Linked DNA regions of Homo sapiens: region 2 is linked to region 1. The links are chromatin loops, found by intact Hi-C in ENCODE. Cell type or tissue: natural killer cell. All regions are shown on one strand. Links, peaks and the distances in the headings refer to the core of each region. The heading gives the core; the rest is flanking DNA. Region 1 overlaps KAZN (kazrin, periplakin interacting protein). Region 2 overlaps KAZN (kazrin, periplakin interacting protein).

The links. Hi-C counts contacts between places; a loop is a spot of excess contacts. Peaks named below come from ENCODE experiments on the same cell type or tissue, not always from the same donor. Only the 100,000 strongest peaks of a DNase experiment are listed, where the experiment ranks them.
Region 2: it touches region 1 in a loop (10-fold over the local background); 8 of 110 quality-filtered maps call a loop at or near these places.

What each region holds. Positions count from the first base shown.
Region 1 is chr1:15,096,552-15,105,683 of GRCh38, reverse strand. KAZN (kazrin, periplakin interacting protein) reads right to left here. Exons shown (of 15, transcript NM_201628.3): 11 at 3,910-4,141; 12 at 2,224-2,325; 13 at 1,495-1,661. Among named protein-coding and RNA genes, the nearest start is that of TMEM51-AS1, 51 kb to the left of the region's middle. RefSeq lists an enhancer at 4,265-4,974 and a silencer at 5,212-5,261. In natural killer cell, for the core only: a CTCF peak has its summit at 5,125; a DNase peak (open chromatin) is centred at 5,133; H3K27me3 peaks cover 1,192 bases.
Region 2 is chr1:15,033,745-15,042,876 of GRCh38, reverse strand. KAZN (kazrin, periplakin interacting protein) reads right to left here. Exons shown (of 15, transcript NM_201628.3): 3 at 7,992-8,128. Among named protein-coding and RNA genes, the nearest start is that of TMEM51-AS1, 110 kb to the left of the region's middle. RefSeq lists a silencer at 4,489-4,548. In natural killer cell, for the core only: no CTCF peak of the experiment used is centred there; a DNase peak (open chromatin) is centred at 4,536.

The DNA of each region.
Region 1 (9,132 bases), core at 822-8,821:
CCTAAGGATCCATGTGGTTTAGGGGTTTAGGACTCAGGCCTGAGTTAGAGAGCCCCAAGGTCAAATCTGGGCTCTGTCAACAAAACCAACAAACCTTTAGATAGGCTGATTAAAAAAAAAAACAAAACTCAAACTCAGATCACTAAAACCAGGAGTAAGTGAATGAGTGAGAGAATATGACTACCAACTTTATATATAAGAGGCACTATAAGATAAAAATTATATGATCAACTGCATGCCACCAGATTAGCTAACCTAGATGAAATGGACAAATTCCTAGAAAGATATAAGCTACTGAAACTGCCTCAAGAAGAAATAGAAAATCTGAACAGACCTCTAACAAGTGAAGAGATTGAATTAGAAGTCAAAAAGCTTCCCAGAAAGAAAAGCCTAAGACCAGATGGCTTCGCTGGTGAATTCTACCAAATGTCTAAAGAATAACAAACACCAATCCTTCCAAGCTTTTCCAAAACCCAGAAGAGGAGAGAATACTTCCCAATTCATGCTATGAGGGCTATATTACCCTGATACCAAAATCAGACAAAAACATCACAAGGAGGGAAAACTATAGACCAATATCCCTTATAAATATAGATGCAGATTTTTTCAACAAAGTACTAACAAATTTAATCCAGCAATATATAAAAAGGATTATACACTGTGACCAAGTGAGATTTATCCTGGGAATGCAAGGTTGGTTTGACATATGAAATTCAATCAATCAATATAATACACCATATTGATAGAATAAAGGACAAATCTAGGATTTGCCACTTACTAGCTGTGTATCTTGGGCACATAGCTTGGTACCTTTGAAGAAGTTTCTCCATCTATAAAGGAGGGATAGTGCTACTGATCTCTTGACATTGCCAGGAGGATGAAATTAGATAGTTCACACAGGAAGTATTCAATAAATGGTCATCTAACCCTAAGTGCATGATTTTAAGAAGAGAATCCACTGGGAGGGGGACTGGTTTATGCCCAGGTGTTCATTCTCTGGTCACTTTTCAGATGGGGATACTAGGATAGGTGGGCTGATGTGGTCTGCTTACCTGGTCCATAAGCATCATTAATATGCTCATTCCTGACTCCAAGCCTTTGTCCCCACAGTTGCCCCACCTGGACCAACCAACTCAACCTATTAGGCCAATGCAAGTCCTCCCAGCTACACTCCACCTGCACGTGGCCTTTCCTTACACATGCACTGCTTGCTATCTCTTCTCTAAACACCTGGGTGTTTTTTGATCTAATATACACTTAATTCAAGACCTGACTGCTCCTCTACGTCTTTCTAGTCTATGACCTTCAGGCTAAAGCACTTTGCTTCTCTGAGCCTTAGTTTCCTGATCTGTAAAAGGTGACCACCATGGTGCAAAGAACGAGTGGGAGGCAGTAAGTGATGGGCCAGGATGGGGAGCTGGACCATCTGCTTCCAAAGCCCTGAGCTGTACTGTACCCAGCAGCCCACATGACTGGATCCCAGCCCGTGCTCACTTGGCTGGGTGGAAGACGGCGCTCATCTCCTCTGCCAGGTGTCTCCGGAGGATGTGCTTCCCACTGGGGATGCCCAGGGCAGTGGCCATGGCCTCGGCATTGAATGTGGGCTCCAGCACCAGCACAGCACCATGGACGCCGCTGTTGGTCAGGTTGTCTGCGTACTCCTGGGGGCAAAGGCAGGGGACTTGTTAGCCTGCAGGGGCCATGCTGCTGGCCTAAGGGGGCCCCAGTTCCACGTGGGGCTCTGTCCCCAACAGCAAGGGCTTGACCCCCTGGGGACCAGTTAATTTGACGGTGAAGAGGAACCCCTCCCCAATTTTTTAGAGCCACGAGGTCAGGGACCTCCTGTTACTGAGATGGTCCCTGACCCTAGCAGGAAATCATCAATATTTGTTAAATGAATCTCAACCCCACACTTGCTTAGGAGAGTGGGGCTGGCTCAGCCTCTCTACCCCATGTGAGCAAAGCATCATGACATGGGGCTCCTATTTGGAAGGTAAGCAGTTCCCTCCTCCTGAATAACAGGAGGCAGGTAATTCTTGCTGGGCCTGAGTTAAGATGCTCCAGCCCACACAAAGGGGATATTAATTTGTGTGGGATTTGCCCATTGATTTGCATGAGATCTGCATATTGATTTGCATGTGATTTGCATATTGATTTGCATATAGATTTGCATGGGGTTTGTGTATGCCCGAGAGTCACCCCGACCTCCGCTATCACCCTCACCTTCAGGTCGATGTCTCGAACCCACTTGAGCACCCGCTGGTTGGTCCACACCACGGGGTCAATGTTCTGCGTCTCGCAGCGGGCCCGGCGCTCCTGGAGGGCCTTGTGGGGAGACAGTGGGTCATTCGGAGGGACAAGGGGACACGCAGAGGCCACGTGTGGAGTGGGGGTGCCCCGCATCTCTTTTTCCCCCCGAGACAGAGTCTCTCTCTGCTGCCCAGGCATGAGTGCAGTGGTGCTATCTGTGCTCACTGCAACCTCCGCCTCCCAGGTTCAAGCAATTCTCCTGCCTCAGCTTCCCGAGCAGCTGGGATTACAGGCACCTGCCACCACACCGGGCTGCTTTCTTTTTGTATTTTTAGTAGAGATGGGGTTTCACCATGTTGGCCAGGCTGGTCTCGAACTCCTGACCTTGTTTGTGATCCACCCACCCTGGCCTCCCAGAGTGCTGGGATTACAGGCGTGAGCCACCAGGCCTGGCCCCTGCACCTCTTTTTACATGTAACTGCTGTGATCTCCCACACGTGCCTCCTTGGCAGACTGGGGACTGGGGCCAGGGTCTGTGTCCTTGTCACTCCCTGTCCTCGGCGTGGCATGGGGAAGGCACTGCTGCTGTCCTCGCTCCACTAACAGGGAGCTCTGACTGCCCAGAGCCACACAGTGGCACGTCTTGGAGTTGGAATGAAAACCCATGTTTGGCTGATTCCAGGTCCTCTCTCACCATCTCGCCACCGTATCGCAGGCCTCCCTGGGTCCCACAGGGACTGACCCCAGGGTTCACAGTAGGCACACAGTGGATGCTTTTCAGTGGGTGGTTGAGAAGGGGGACAAAAGGCTGGATGGCCCCCTCTTCTGTCCCTCTTCTGACCCTGAATTGTTGGGTTCTGACATCACTCTAAGAAAAGTCAGCTACCTGGACTCAGCCCCACAGTGCCCAGCAGCTCAGGCCCCTGGTGACCTCTGCAGCAACCCCCCACCACCTCCCACCTCAAAGCCAGCACCCCACCCAACAGGACTCTCAGCAACTCTGCTGCCGTGGATCAGTCCTCTGGGCCTTCACCACACTGTTGCCTCTGCTGGGTTACTTTTTCTCTCATGTCTTCTACTGATCCCTGGGGTTCCTCCTTCGGGTCTCAATTTAGTCGTTGCTATCTCTGAGGAGCCATCCCTGAGCCCCCTGAAGACTTCTCTGGGTTTTCTTTTTTTCTTTTTTTTTAAAATAGCAAACACTTAAAAATTTTTATTTTAATTTTTGTGGGTATACATAGTAGGTATATCTTCTCTGGGTATTCATAAAACCCTGGGCTTCCCTCACTGGGACAATCTCCCACAATATTGGCACCACCAGCTTCCTTGTGGTTCTCTCTGGTAAGCACTTAGCTCTCCAAGGATGAGGGCTCCCATTTCCCCTGCACTGAGCACAGCGCCTGGCCCGTGCCCAATAGGGGGTTGTTGGAAAGAAGGAGGAAGAGAAGATGGCTGGCTGACTGGCTGGCTGGCTGGATGATGGCTGGATAGGTAGGTAGATGGATGGACGGATGATCAATAAATGGATGGCTGGATGATGGATGGATGGGTGGACAGATGGATAGACGGGTAGTGGGTGGACAGATGAACAGACAGTAGATGCCAAGAGGGGAGGGGTGGGCAGTGGAAGGTGCCCCCACCCTGTGCCCTGGTCCTCACCTCCCTGCTGAAGTTCACTTGGTACAGCAGCTCGATCCCCAGCAGGATGCTGACCTGGTGGAACTTCTTGGACACGTTCAGGTGCTTCTCCAGGTCTCGCTTCATCAGGGAATTCAGCATCCGCCCATCAACCAGGTGGTTCTGAAAGGCCTGGGAGTACTGGGACAGGCCAATGTCATTCAGCCAGGCCTTGGCCACCCAGTGATGGTCCAGCTCGGCAGCTTTGGACAGGCTGGGGAGGAGACATAGCCAGAGAGTGGATGGGTGGGGAAAGGCGGCAGAAACAGACGGACGGGCAGAAATGGGTGGAGATGCAGAGAGAGGAAAAGCAATGGGGTTGGGGGAGGACCAAGAGAGCCACAGAGACAGACATGGACAGGGATGGAGCCGAGAGATCAAGAGGAAAAAAGGGAAAAAATGAGACAGAAAGGGCAGAGATGGTGAAAGAGGTGGATGGAGGAGGGAGACAGAGAGAGAGAAAGGGACACAGAAAGAGAGAACAAAGAGAGAAAGAGACAGAGAAGGAGAGAGAGAGACACTGAGAGAAAGGAGCAGAGGGAGATAGAGAAGAACAAAGAGGAAGAGGCAGAGAGAGAGAGAGAGAGAGAGAAAGACCGAGACTCAAGAACAGAAAGGGATCAACAGAGAAACAAACGGAAGGGAACAGGAAGAGAGAATCCCACACTCAGACGCAGCGAGGGTGAGAAGGCGCAGGGGCGGGGAGCAGAAGGGCCACGTGTGGCAGGAGGCAGCACCTCTGGGGACCCCGCCCCTCCACCTAAGCCCCCCTCATTTCCCTGGGGGCCTCCACAGCATCCCCGAGACCCACAAAGCCTGGGCTTGGCCCACCTGATCGGCGCATCCCTCCCCAGTGCTCTGCGGTCTGTTTTCCTGCTTCAGGGATGTTGGGTGTCCACTCAGGTGTGCCAGGCAGGTCCTAATCATGCGCGAAGAAGGCAAAGCTGCCGTCCTCGCTCTGCAGATGGGATGCTCCAACTTTGCCTAGAGCCACACAGTGGCTCATCTTGGAGTCAGAATTAAAGTCCATGTTTGACTGATTACAAACCCTCTCTCTTACCACTGCACTGCCAGGTCTCAGATTTCCTTGTGCCCCACATAGAAATGACCCCTGTACCACGTATACAGCAGGTGCGCAAGTGCTTGAATTTTCAAGCCGGTGAATGTGTGACTGTGCCTGGCTGTCATTCCGCTGCTCGCCACACAGTGGCAGCCTTGCAGAAGGAACGAGGATCACCGCATCCCACCTGCAAGGGACTTTGCAAAATGCCCCAGGTCTGACAGGTGGGAGAGCGCTGGTCTAAGTGGGAGGTGCAGGGGGCCACGAAGCCATCAGTATGTGAAAGGGAAAGTGGTGGGCTTGCAAAGCCACTCCACCCTGCTCCTGGGGCAGCAGCCAGAGACAGCTTGTCATGCCACCCTCCTGCTGAGGGTCCTGGGTGGGTCCTCCCTGTCCTTCCTGCCTTCATGCCCGGATATGCATTCAGCATCCCGTGACCACCCTGCTGGGGTACATGCTGCCATACAATGGGCTCCTCTTCCCTCCTAACCCCTTCCCCTCTTTCTCCAGGCACTCCTGTCTCTGTATTACCCATCTCCAGGGCTCTGGAAGGCACCCGTGAGGGAGGGCTCCCAAATTCTCCACTCTCTTCTGAGCAGCTAAGCTCTGAGCTCTTTTCTGAGCTCCTCTTTCCTCTCTCAGCCTCTAGCTGTCCTCTTAACGCTGCCTGGCTGTCACAGACGTGTCATACTTAATGGCTCAGTTGTTCCCCTTCACTGTCACTGTCACCGTCACCCAGGGGCCCTTCTCTGTCACCCAGCTCCCAAGCTGATAGCCCGTCCTTGTCTGTCGGTCACTCTGGTCAGTGCATCCTCTGTCCACTTCTCTCCTTTCCCAGCTCTAAGCTGCAGGCGTCTCTGGTGTGGGTTTCTGCCACTTTCCCCGGCTGCTCCCCGTTTCCTGCCTTTGCTTCCCTTCTATTCCGCATCCCCCAGGACCACCAGGGGGTCCTTTTAAAATGTCAGTGTGACCGTGCACTCCCCTGCTCAACACTCTGTGGCTTCTCTTTGCAGGAGTAAAATCGCAAGTCCTTTGAATGGTCCACAAGGGTCACCTGCACTGGCCCTGGCTGACTTCCCCTCCCCCAACGCACATGGGGCTTGGGGTCCTGGGGGCCGTTTCCTGGAGGCACTGAGCTCTTCACCCCCCATTCCCCTCCCCGGCCAGCCCCTTGCAACCCTGCCCAGGGCTCACCCCTCCTCATCCCTTGGGCGTCAAATCTCCCTTTTCTCTGAATTTGCTGTCTGAAGTTGCCCCCAAGTCTGCTTACTGTCCCTAGTGCTTTCCTTCAAAGCTCTAATCACATACTGAACCTAAGCAATTGCTGGTTTGTCCACTAATTTATTTTCTCTCTTCCCCACCTTAGCAGATAAGCTCATTCAGGACAGAAACTGCGTTCACTGCCAAACAGCACAGTCTACGTGCACAGTAGACACTGATTGAATGCTTCCTGGAATAATGGCTAAGAGCAGGATGGGCTTGCAGCTTGGCTTCACTCTCCTTCCCTCTGCCCATCAGCCTCCCAGAACCACTTGGGTCCACTGGGACCCCCTTGTCTCCGGGCCTGTCCTCTACCCCACCCTCTTCCCCCAGTGAACTCCTATGGACTCTGCAGAGACGTCTGGTCTCCCGGAAGCCTTCCAAGATGTCATGCTGGGTCAGGAGCCCTTCTCTGTGTCCAAAGCCCCTGGAAGTCCCCATCTCTGCACCAGTCACATTGTGGTTCATGGTTACGCATCTGGCCAGCTGCCTCACTGGACGGTCAGCTCCTGGGGGGCAGGGTGGGGTGTGGCTTATCTGTGAATGTCCAGGGCCCCTTCAGGCTCTGAGTTCACACTCACCAGTGTTTGTCTCATAGTCGAATGTGTGGATGACAGAGCAGTGCTGGGTGAGCGGGTCATCTGCCCCAGTCCACCTGGAGGCTGCCCAGCTGGAGCTCCTGAACTGGAAACTTCTGGCCCAAGACAACCTCCCTTCTAGGATGAAAAGGTCCTGGGGCAGTCCCCCTCCCAGTCCCTCAAGGGCCGGCCTCAGCCTTGTTACAGGACGGTTCTCTCGGGCAGGAGCTGGAGCCCACAGCCCTCTGAATCAGATGCCACTGGGCCAGATTTGTCACTGATGAAGACTAGAATGGCCTCCTCTCCTCTCTGAAGCAAGAGTTTGGTCAGCAAATCAATGGTGCAACAAGAGTTGGGGTGGAGAGCTGCAAAGGGGGCACCCCACTTAACCTACTCGAGAGGGGCCCATCCATAATCAGCAATCTCCATCTGCATGCCCACAATTAATGTGCTCCTGCCCTTCAGAAATGTTCTCTTTTCATTAAGGGTGTCCCCATGGGGCCGCAGCTTGGCGATACGTTCCCAGCTGTTGGTTTGAGCTATTTATTGTAAGAGCCCAAGTTGAATAAAACAGCATGATTTTAAAAGGAATTCAGACATTTTATAAAATCTGTCACTGCCCCATCCCTGAACTGGAGCCGGATTAGACTCTGAAATCTGAGGACGGCACAAAATTTAGATATTGTCTGGGTCACGGCGCAGCACGGAAAACGGGAAGCTGTTCTGGTTCTATTACTTTTTAGCTCTGGGACCTTGAAACTCTGGGTCTCCGTTTTCTCCTCTGTAAAACGGGGAGAATTGCGCTTGCCTCATGGAGTTGTAGGGACTAAAAGAGAGGAGAATGCAAAACCCCTAACACAGGGTCTGGGACACACCTAGTGTTCTATAAATAGTAGTAGTAGAAGCTGTCATTGTTCTTGTTTTTAACACAAAGGCAGCATGGGACACTGGAAAGGCAACTGACTTTGAAGTCAGGTTTTTTGTAGTGTGACTTTATGCTCATGATTTCTCTGCATCTAATTTTCTCCGACTTTATTTTTCAGACGGAGTTTCATTCTTGTCGCCCGGGCTGGAGTGTAATGATGCAGTCTCGGCTCACTGCAACCTCCGCCTCCTGGGTTCAAAAAATTCTCCTGCCTCAGCCTCCTGAGTAGCTGGGATCACAGGCACACACCACCACGCCTACTAATTTTTCTATTTTTAGTAGAGACAGGGTTTCACCATGTTGGTTAGGCTGGTCTCGAACTCCTGATGTCAGGTGATCCACCTGCCTTGGCCTCCCAAAGTGCTGTGATTACAGGTGTGAGCCATCGTACCCGGCCTTCTCCATCTTTAAAATGGGAGTAAGCATGTCTATCCTGCATTGATGTTGTGAGGGTAAATAAAATGATATCCATAAGGTGATGATGGGTTGGTAAGGGGTTGGTGGGTTTTGTCATTGGTATTTTGTAGATAAGGTGACCAGTCCCAGAGAGGACGCCATCATGCCCATGGTCACACAAGATGTCATGGCTGAAAATGTTCTCGAAGATGAACTCATTTAGAGTTCTTACCCCCGAGTCCATGGAGCCCTGAAAGTGGGTGGGCCAGAGAGTCCCACCCACCAACCCAACACAGTGAAAAGTTGTGAAGTTTTGTGTATTTTTTCTAGAGAAAGTGTCAAAAGCTCTTATTAGATTCTTAAAGTGGTCATGATCCTCAAAAGTTTAAAAACCACTGTCCTAATTTAACTCCCTTCACTTCTCAGGTGGGAAACAGTCCCAGAGAGGGCAAGGTCATGTGGCAAACTGGAGACAGGCCAGATTCCCACTGGGAGTAGAAAACTCAAAATAAGTCCTCTGCCTCCTCCAGGAAGCCCTGGGGGTGTCTAAGGGTGGGGCTCCACGATCCCTGGGACCACAGACTCCTGGTTCCTGGAGGTTAACGTGGTGCCACTGTTAGGGATTAAATGTTTCCCTCTGCCATGCCCCCCACCCAATTCACATGCTGAAATCCTAACCTTCGATGTGATGGTATTTGTGGCTGGGGCCTTTGGGAGCTGATTAGATGAGGTCATAGGGGTGCCCTTCATGATGGGATTATTGTCCTTACAGGAAGAGACCAGAGACATCACTCTCTCCCCCTCCCTCTTCCTTCTTCCCCATGTGAGGACACAGCAAGAAGGTTGCCTTCTGCAAGCCAGGAAGAGAGCCCTCCCCAGGTCCCAACCATGCTGGCATCCCGATCTTGGACTTCCAGCCTCCAGAACTGTGAGACGTAAGTTGTTGTCTAAGCAACCCAGATGGTGTCATTTTGTTATGGCAGCCC
Region 2 (9,132 bases), core at 806-8,805, 63 kb after region 1:
TTCACCAAATCAAAAGCAAATCCAAGGTCTCCGTGTGGCCTGGGACCGTGGAGAGAGGCCACCATCCTGCCTTGTCTGACAAACCTGTCTCTGAAGGCCTCACTTCCAGATGGTGAGAGACAGGGAGGCTGAGGGAGAACGTGGCCTTTTCTCTGTGGCTGTCAGAGCTGTAGCTATGGCCTTGGTTCTGGAGACAGAGGGAGAACCTGGGCCAAATCCTGGCTTTGCAATGACTGCTGTGAGTCATCCCTGCCTCAGTTTCCCCATCTGTAACCAGGGGATAATACCACATATACTTTGGGGCGTTTGTGTGGGTCTGCATGAAGGAATCCACCTGGAGAGCTCTGCACAGGACTGGGCTCCCAGCAGGCACCTGCTCGCCTCACTCAGATCCCTGCTCAATTGTCTCCTCCTCTGAGAAGCCTTCCCTGACCACCCACGTAAGAAAGAAGCCCCAGGCCCTCTCTAACCTGTTTTCTTTATTTGAAGCTGATACTGGTCTGTTATTCAACCAATATTTGTGGATATTTGTCTGGTACAAACCAGACAAAAATCCCTGCACTCGTGGAGCTTATAGTGAAAAATTCTGCTACAGTGTAGAAACTGACCACTGGGGTAAGGGTTGTCCCTGAGAACCCGCTGGTGTACAAGAGGCTGCTTATAAAATGTCCCTGAATTAGGAGGAAGCCCCACTAGGTCCCTCAGGATCATTTTTGTCTCATCGCAGTCACTGGTTCACACTACTACTCACGAACAGACCAAGGGCTCTAGGCCGGGTGGGAAGGCCTGTAGGTGCTTTCAAGTTTTGGACTCCCACCTTCTTGGGGTCATATTCCGCGGCAGCAGGAGAGCTGGGCTCAGCAGCAACTGTCACAGAACGTTCTGTACAGTGCTAAGGCTTTTAGGTGCATTATTTAAATCTCACAACCACCCCTGAGGCAGGGACTATGATTATCCCTATGTCACAGATGAGCAAACTGAGGCCCAGAGAGGTAAAACAACTTCGCCAGCTCATAGACAGTGTGGTAGAGGCCTCAATCCCTGCTGGTACCTGAGGCAGGAAAGGAACTGAAAGGAGACGCCTGAGAGGTCTGGAACTGGAAGGGGGTTGGGGGTGGTGGGAATTTCTGAGGGTGGGATTTGGCCAAGACCTCATGGGGCCTTGGATGACAGGCCTGGGAGCTGAGGTTCTTTGGGGCTGCCAGCACTTGGGGATCACATGGACATAAGAGGGGAGTGTGGCCGGGCACAGTGGCTCATGCCTGTAGTCCCAGTATTTTGGGAGGCTGAGGTGGATGGATCACCTGAGGTCGAGAGTTCGAGACCAGCCTGACCAACATGGAGAAGCCCTGCCTCTACTAAAAATACAAAGTTAGCTGGGCGTGGTGGTGCATGCCTGTAATCCCAGCTACTCGGGAGGCTGAGGCAGGAGAATCGCTTGAACCTGGGAGGCGGAGGTTGCAGTGAGCCGAGATCCCGCCATTGCACTCCAACCCGGGCAATAAGAGCAAAACTCCATCTCAAAAAAACAAAAAAAAAAAAAAAGAAAAAAAATGCGGAGAGTAGAATACAGAGGGGAGAGGAGGGGCTGCAGGGGCATGAAGGTCTGGCTAGGAGCCGGGTGCGGTGGCTCATGCCTGTAATCCCAGCACTTTGGGAGGTGGAGGAGGGCAGATCACTTGAGGTCAGGAGCTCGAGACCAGCCTGGCCAACATGGTGAAACCCCATCTCTACTAAAAAAAAAAAAAAAATACAAAAATTCGCCAGGTGTGGTGGCATGCGCTTGTATTCTCAGCTACTCCAGAGGCTGAGGCACGAGAATCGCTTGAACTCAGGAGGCAGAAGTTGCAGTGAGTGGAGATCATGCCACTGCACTCCAGCCTGGGCAACAGAGTGAAACTCCATCTCAAAAAAAATAAAAAAAACAAAAAACAAAAAAAGTCTGGCTGGGGAGGTGACAGTGGTGAGATGAAAGTGGCCTGTTTCCCTTCCATCTGCAGTCACGTGACAGGGAAAGTGCATTTGGCACAGCTTTCAGAAATGTTGCAGTTTTGCCACATTCTGTTTTTTGTTTGTTTGTTTTTGTTTCCTTTTTTTTTTTTAACTTTTTTGAGATGGAGTCTTGCTCTGTCACCCAAGCTGGAGTGTAGTGGTGCGATCTTGGCTGACTGCAACCTCTGCATCCCGGGTCCAAGCAATTCTCCTGCCTCAGCCTCCCGAGTAGCTGGGACTACAGGCGGACAACACCACATCCAGATAATTTTTGTATTTTTAGTAGAGGCAGGCTTTTGTCATGTTGGCCAGGCTGGTGTTGGACTCCTGACCTCAGGTGATCTGTCTGCCTCAGCCTCCCTAAGTGCTAGGATTACAGGCATGAGCCACCATGCTGGGTCATCGGCCACATTCTGGACAGGCCAAGACCCCTCCTTTCTCAGCAGCCTTGTTCCTGTGCCATCCCCCGACTCCCAGTAGCTCAGGGCCTGGGGTCCTTCCTGCTGCCTGCTCCAGTGGAGTCCTACAGGAGTCTGCTGGAGAAGTTGGGTGGGCCATGGCAGACTAAGCGGGCACAGTTGCGTGGGCGAGGGAACCTGAGGGTTCCAGTCATCCTGTTCCAGGGGGACATTTATCATGCACATAAAATGCAAATCATTTTTGGTAACCAGCTGCAAGATCTTGGAAGAGATGAAATAAAACCAGGACTTGTGGCTTCAGTTTTGCCAAACTGGCTCTAAACATGTGTCCTTGGGTCAGTCACTTGACCCTTGCGGACCTCAGTCTTCCCACCTGTAAAATGGGGCTGGACCCAACAATGACTAAAATATTGTTTTAATGTTGCTATTCCACCGATCTACAGGCGCGACTCTCTCCACTTCTAATATTCATATCTTAGTATTAAGGTATTAATTTTTTTAAAATCAGTATTTTCCAAAGTTCATTTTTCTGAATGAATCTGAAGGGCATTATGAAGCCAATCAATAAAAGTGGCACTTGCTGCTCAGCTGTAGCTACAGGGAGCTGCCCCCGGCAGTCATAGCCACAAGGCTTCTATTGAGTAGCGTCAACCCCACCCCAGCGGCTGGTCAGACTTGGGGGATGCCCCTAGTCACCTATGTCTTAAAAAATGACACGGTGCTCTCCATGGGAATTTTATTGCCAAATATGAGATGGATGTTACACTTTGAGATGGATATGTTAATTACTCTGATCTGATAACTATACATTCCATGGATCCAAACATCACTATGTACCCCATTAAAATGTATCATTTTTGCCCAAATAATTTTAAAAAACAAATTTGATATATCATGAAAAGACACAGAGAAGCACTGGTATGAAATGCTAGTTTGGCCACTGAAATAGCCAGCACTCTACCCATGGTTCACAGGGACAGCTGTGACCTCCTCTCTGTGGTCGGCCTTGGGTTGTTGAAAATGGCAAACAGTGGGACTCATTCCTTCGTTCCTCTGAACATGCACTGAGTGGTGTGGGGACGGTGGCCCAGGCCAGGCCCAGTCCTATGAGCTCTGGGGCTGGGGCTCTGGGACTAGACCTCCTGGGTTTGCATCCTGCCTCTACCCCTTTCCATAATCGTGTGGCCCTCGGCCTGAGACTTTACCTAAGTCTCAGTTTTCACCTGTTAAATGGGGGGAATGGGGACAATCACTCCTCGAAGGATTGCTATTAAAATAGCAAATGTGAAGAGATGAGGGCAGTGCCTGTGCACGGTAGGTGCACAATAAACATCTGCTACTGGTAATATCACATTCATGTCTGTATACAGTAGGTGCACAATAAACGTCTGCTGTTGGTAATAGCACATTCGTGTCTGTATACAGTAGATGCACAATAAACATCTGCTACTGGTAATATCACATTCATGTCTGTATACAGTAGGTGCACAATAAACGTCTGCTGTTGGTAATAGCACATTCGTGTCTGTATACAGTAGGTGCACAATAAACATCTGCTACTGGTAATATCACATTCATGTCTGTATACAGTAGGTGCACAATAAACGTCTGCTGTTGGTAATAGCACATTCATGTCTGTATATAGTAGGTGCACAATAAATGTCTGCTGTTGGTAATAGCACATTCATGTCTGTATACAGCAGGTGCACAATAAACATCTGCTATTGGTACTGTCACGGTCATGCCTTATACAGTAGGTGCACAATAAATGTCTGTTACTTGTCATGTTCATGCCTTAAACAGTAGTTGCACAATAAACATCTGCTATTGGTAACACCATGTTCATGCCTGTATATAGTAGGTGCACAATAAACATTGGATATTGGTAATATCACATTCATGCCTGTATACAGTAGGTGCACAATAAACGTCTGCTATTGGTAATACCATGTTCATGCCTGTATACAGCAGATGCACAACAAACGTCTGGTATTAGTAATACCATGTTCATGCCTGTATACAGTAGGTGCACAATAAACATTTGCTATAGGTAATACTGTGTTCATGCCAGCTCCTGCTGAGGTGGCCTCTGAAGGCAGCCATCACATCAGTCCCTGCCAGGATGATTACCTGGTAACAGCGCCATCTTTTGGATCCTCTTGGACTCTGCTCAGCACCCTCTTGCTTTTTTTTTTCTTTCTTTTCTTTTTTTGAGATAAGGTCTCATTCTGTTGCCCAGGCTGGAGTGCAGTGGCACAATCTGGGCTCACTGCCACCTCAACCTCCCTGGCTCAAGCAATCCTCCTGCTTCAGCCTCCCAAGTAGCTGGGACTACAGGCGTGTGCCACCCTGCCCCACTAATTTTTAAAATTTTTTGTAGAGATGGAGGTCTCACTCTGTTGTCCAGGCTGGTCTTGAACTCCTGGGCTCAAGCGATCCTCCCACCTTGGCTTCTCAGAGTGCTGGGATTACAGGTGTGAGCCACCGTAACTGGCTGCTTTTCTAAATCCTGATCTGTCCTCCTTCAGGGCATGTGTTCTCAGGGAGCTCTTTCTTCTAGCTCCTGATTCCTGGGTCCTCTGAGACCCTCTGTCCCTCCCAGAAGGACTTGTCTGGGTTCCTTTCTGCACAGGTCTTGCCTCTCCACCCCATTCCCAGAAACCAGACCTACGACTGGGGTCTGTGTGGGACCAGCCACAGCTCCAATCCTGCCCACCCGGGGCCTTCGTTTCCTTCTCCGGGTTTGCCAGTGAGACCAACAACAGGGAGTGGCAGGTGAGGGGCCGGCAGAGGGGCTTTGAAATCCACTGTGGAATTTTCATGATCAAATGGCTGACTCTGAATCCCCGAAAGCAATAATAATGATAATGATAATAATAATGGTAGCAGGCATATGCCCCTACCCCCCTTGCTTTCCATGCCCCGGGAACCTCAGGTCTGACAGCACTGGGCTGTGAGTAGTTGCAATCTTCATCCTGCTTTACAGATGTGAAGGCTGAGACCGGGGAGAGTCAGCTGTTTGCCCGAGCCACCCCCATAGCGAGTGCAGAGGTGAGATGCTAACCTATCTGTCTGCTCTTAATCCCTGCGTGACCCTGGTCCCAGGAGGGGAGGAAGCTGGTGGCTCAGGGGACAAGTAGAAGGTCAGCTTGGAGCCTGTCTTCTGCCCCAGGGCCAGCACGTCACTGAAGGCTATGGGCTGGTTCTCTGGCCCCACTGTGTCCTGTCCCCAATAAAAAAGAGGTAACCAGGTTTCCCTGCTGCTGGGCATGGGGCTGGTCAGGCAGAGGCTCTCCCTGCCTTGCCCACTGAAAAAAGACCAAGCTCCTTAGGCCGAGAATGGAGAAATGAGAGAGGTGGACACAGAAGGGGAGGCAGGGAGCAGAGGCGACCAGAAGATGCTGTGCTGAGTGCCAGGGGGTGATGGGGTTGGGGGAAGAGGCGCGCTGCACAGGGGGAAGGCCCGTAGGCTCTGGACCCAGGCCCTGTAAGCCCCTGCCCTGCCATCGCCGGCTGCATGACCGTGGGTGAGTTATCTCCCCTCTCTGTGTCTATCAGCTCATCTGTGAAATGGGAGGATAACCATATGCCCCACAGTGTCCGTGTGGATGTTAAATGAATGGACACACACGAGGCTCTGAGAACTCTTCCTGTAAGCCCTTGAAGTACATGCCGTAACTCCCACAGCACGCCCCTGTGAGCACACACGTGTACCTGCATCATCAGACAGGATAGCGGTGTCCCCTACCCCTCCCTCTGCATGGAGGTCACTCTGAGCTCCTGGTCTCTGACTCCTTGCTGGTGGCCAAAGGCAATGCTGCTGAGACAGCCTCACCCTAAGGAGCGGACCCCAGGCCCACGAGCTGCACCCCAGGCCCATGAGTTGCTCCCCATGCCAGAGTCTGAGAAAGCAGCCTCTGTGGGCTCCCCTGCCTCCCTCTGCCTTGCTTCTGGGTCGTCCCCTTCCTGCCAAACCGTTTGCCTGTGACAGGCATGGGGAGGCTCAGTTCATCTAATATGAAAGGGAGCCAGGCCAAACAGGCAGGGGAAGGGGAGCTGGGTGGTCAGGGCAGGGGGAGCTGGGCAGGCAGGGCAGGGGAGGGCTGGGCCGAGCAGGCAGGGCAGGGGGAGCCGGGCGGGGCAGGCTAGGCAGAGGGAGCTGGGCGGGCAGGGCAGAGGGAGCTGGGTAGGCAGGGCAGGGGAGGGCTGGGGCGAGCAGGCAGGGCAGAGGGGGATGGGGGGAGAGGTAGGCAGGGTAGGGGGAGCCGGGCCCTGCTCTCGAGTCGGGCACTGAGGGCAGCTAGAAGTCCCAGATCCCCATCAGGGGCTGTGGTGGCCTGGCCCAGAGAACTCTCGAGGCTCCTTTCATCATAGAAAGGAAGTGATGTGCATGCCCGGGAGGTGACAGTGAGGAATCAGCGGTGAAGACCAAAGTGGGTAGGGGGGACCAAGCATCTAGATTCAAATCCAGTCTGAACACTCTGGTCTCTGAACTGCGGCTCAGAGGCAGCATCTGGGAAGGACTCATTCACCTGGCCTGCTGCTTCCCACTGTTCAAAAAAGGGGCCTCGAGCTGAACACCCTGTGACAAGGGCTGTGACCAAGGTGCCTACGCAGGGCAGAAAACAGAGGCCAGAAGTGCATTCAGCTCGAGGCTGGAGTGCAGTGGGGTGATCTCGGCTCACTGCAACCTCCACCTCCTGGGTTCCAGTGATTCTGTGCCTCAGCCTCCTGAGTAGCTGGGACTGTAGGTGTGCACCACAATGACCGGCTACTTTTTGTATTTTTAGTAGAGATGGGCTTTTGGCCAGGCTGGTCTCGAATTCTTGTCCTCAAGCATTCCACCCACCTGGGTCTCCCAAAGTGCTAGGATTACAGGTGTGAGCCACCGTGCCTGGCCAGGGGACTGACTCTTCTTTAAGTTTTGGTGTCCTCTTTGGCATGTCATACCACAGATACCAGAGAGATACATGGTGAAACAAATTCCTCAGTTGTCTGGCCCATAAACTCCTATTCACCCCACAGAGCCCAATGCATATGTCACTTCCTCTGTGAAGCCTTCCAAGACTCCCTCCCTATAGGCAGAACTTCCTGCTGTCTCACTGGGGCTCCCCAGCTCTCTCTTCACACTTTTATTATGGTGTTAGTAAATGTTAGCTATGCGTCTTATTGATGATGCTATACTATGTGCCAGGCACCAGGCTGAGTGCTCGGCATTCATCATCTCATAGAGTCCTTACTGTAGCTTTGAAAGGTCCACCACAATCACCACTCTGCAGAGAGGAAACTGAGGCTCTGAGAGGTCAAGCGAGACCTGCGAGGGCACACACACAAGGAGCCAGGATCTGAACCCCCCGGACTCCTGAGTCCACGCTGTCCTGTTTGCCCAGGAGACATGGAGATCCCTCTCCGGGGGTTGTGCCGGTTTTATCTCGGTGCCTAGGCCTGGCTGGACACATCAAGGGCCTCCCTATCTGTGTTTGGGGATTCAAGAGGCAGAGCCTGTGAAGGTGGCCAGCCAGCAGGGGAGGTGGGAGCTGGTGTGTCGGGAGGGGAGGGGAGGGCAGGGCGGCGGCTGACCTTGCGGTGCTGCTCATAGTTGCGGATGAAGTCTCGGAGCTGCTCCTCGCGGCTCTCCAGTGTGGCATACAGCTGCTGCATCTGGCTCACCAGGTCTGTCTTCTCGCCCTTTAAGCGCTTCCGATCAGCTTTCATGGCTGGGGATAAAGGAGAGAGTTAGTTCCCAAGACCCCAGCTGTCCTCTCCAGATGCCTGAGTGCTGAGAAGTGGCATCACCGCCGTCACCTTTGTAACAGGTGAGAAAACAGGGCTCAGAAAGACGAAATGTCCCTTCCATGTGCCCTTGCCACTTGGTGGCCTTCCCAGGATTCCAAGCCAGGCTCACCTATGTCGAGAGCCCCGATTCTCCCCTCTCAGCTGTGTCAATCTGACCAGGGAGCAAGTCGTTGTCGAAACTGCTTTCCCAGCCCTAAGCTGGCTGAGTGTTCAATGACGAAGAACTGAGGCCTGGTGGGCTCCAGGGGCCCATGGCTCAGGAATCGGACAGGGCCTCAGTTCCCTCTCAAAAGGAACCCTGGGCCACCCTGAGTCCACTGGAACCACTCAGTCCAGCCCAACAGCCCCTCCTGCCTCATTTCTTCCGTGGGGAGAAGTATTACGTTAAAAACATGCACTAAGACATATACCAAAAGTGTAGAGCAACAAAAGAAAATACAGATAGATCGGAATTCATCAAAATTAAAACCGTTTGTGTTTCAAAGGATATCATCAAGAAAGTAAAGGACAACTCATAGAATGGGAGAAAATATTTGCAAATCCTGTATCTCATAAGCGGCTTCTATCTGGAATATACAAGTCTCTCTTGCAACTCAATAATAAAAAGAACAGGAAGTCATTTAAACAGGAAGTCAGGTGCGGTGGCTTATGCCTGTAATCCCAGCAATTTGGGAGGCTGAGGCAGGCCGATCACTTGAGATCAGGAGCTTGAGACCAGCCTGGCCAACATGGTGAAACCCCCTCTCTACTAAAAATACCAAAAATTAGCCAGGCGTGGTGGTGTGTGTCTGTAATCCCAGTTATTCGGGAGGCTGAGGCAGGAGAACTGCTTGAACCTAGGAGGTAGAGGTTGCAGTGAGCTGAGATTGCACCACTGCACTCCAGCCTGGGTGAGAGAGCGAGACTCTGTTACAAACAAACAAAC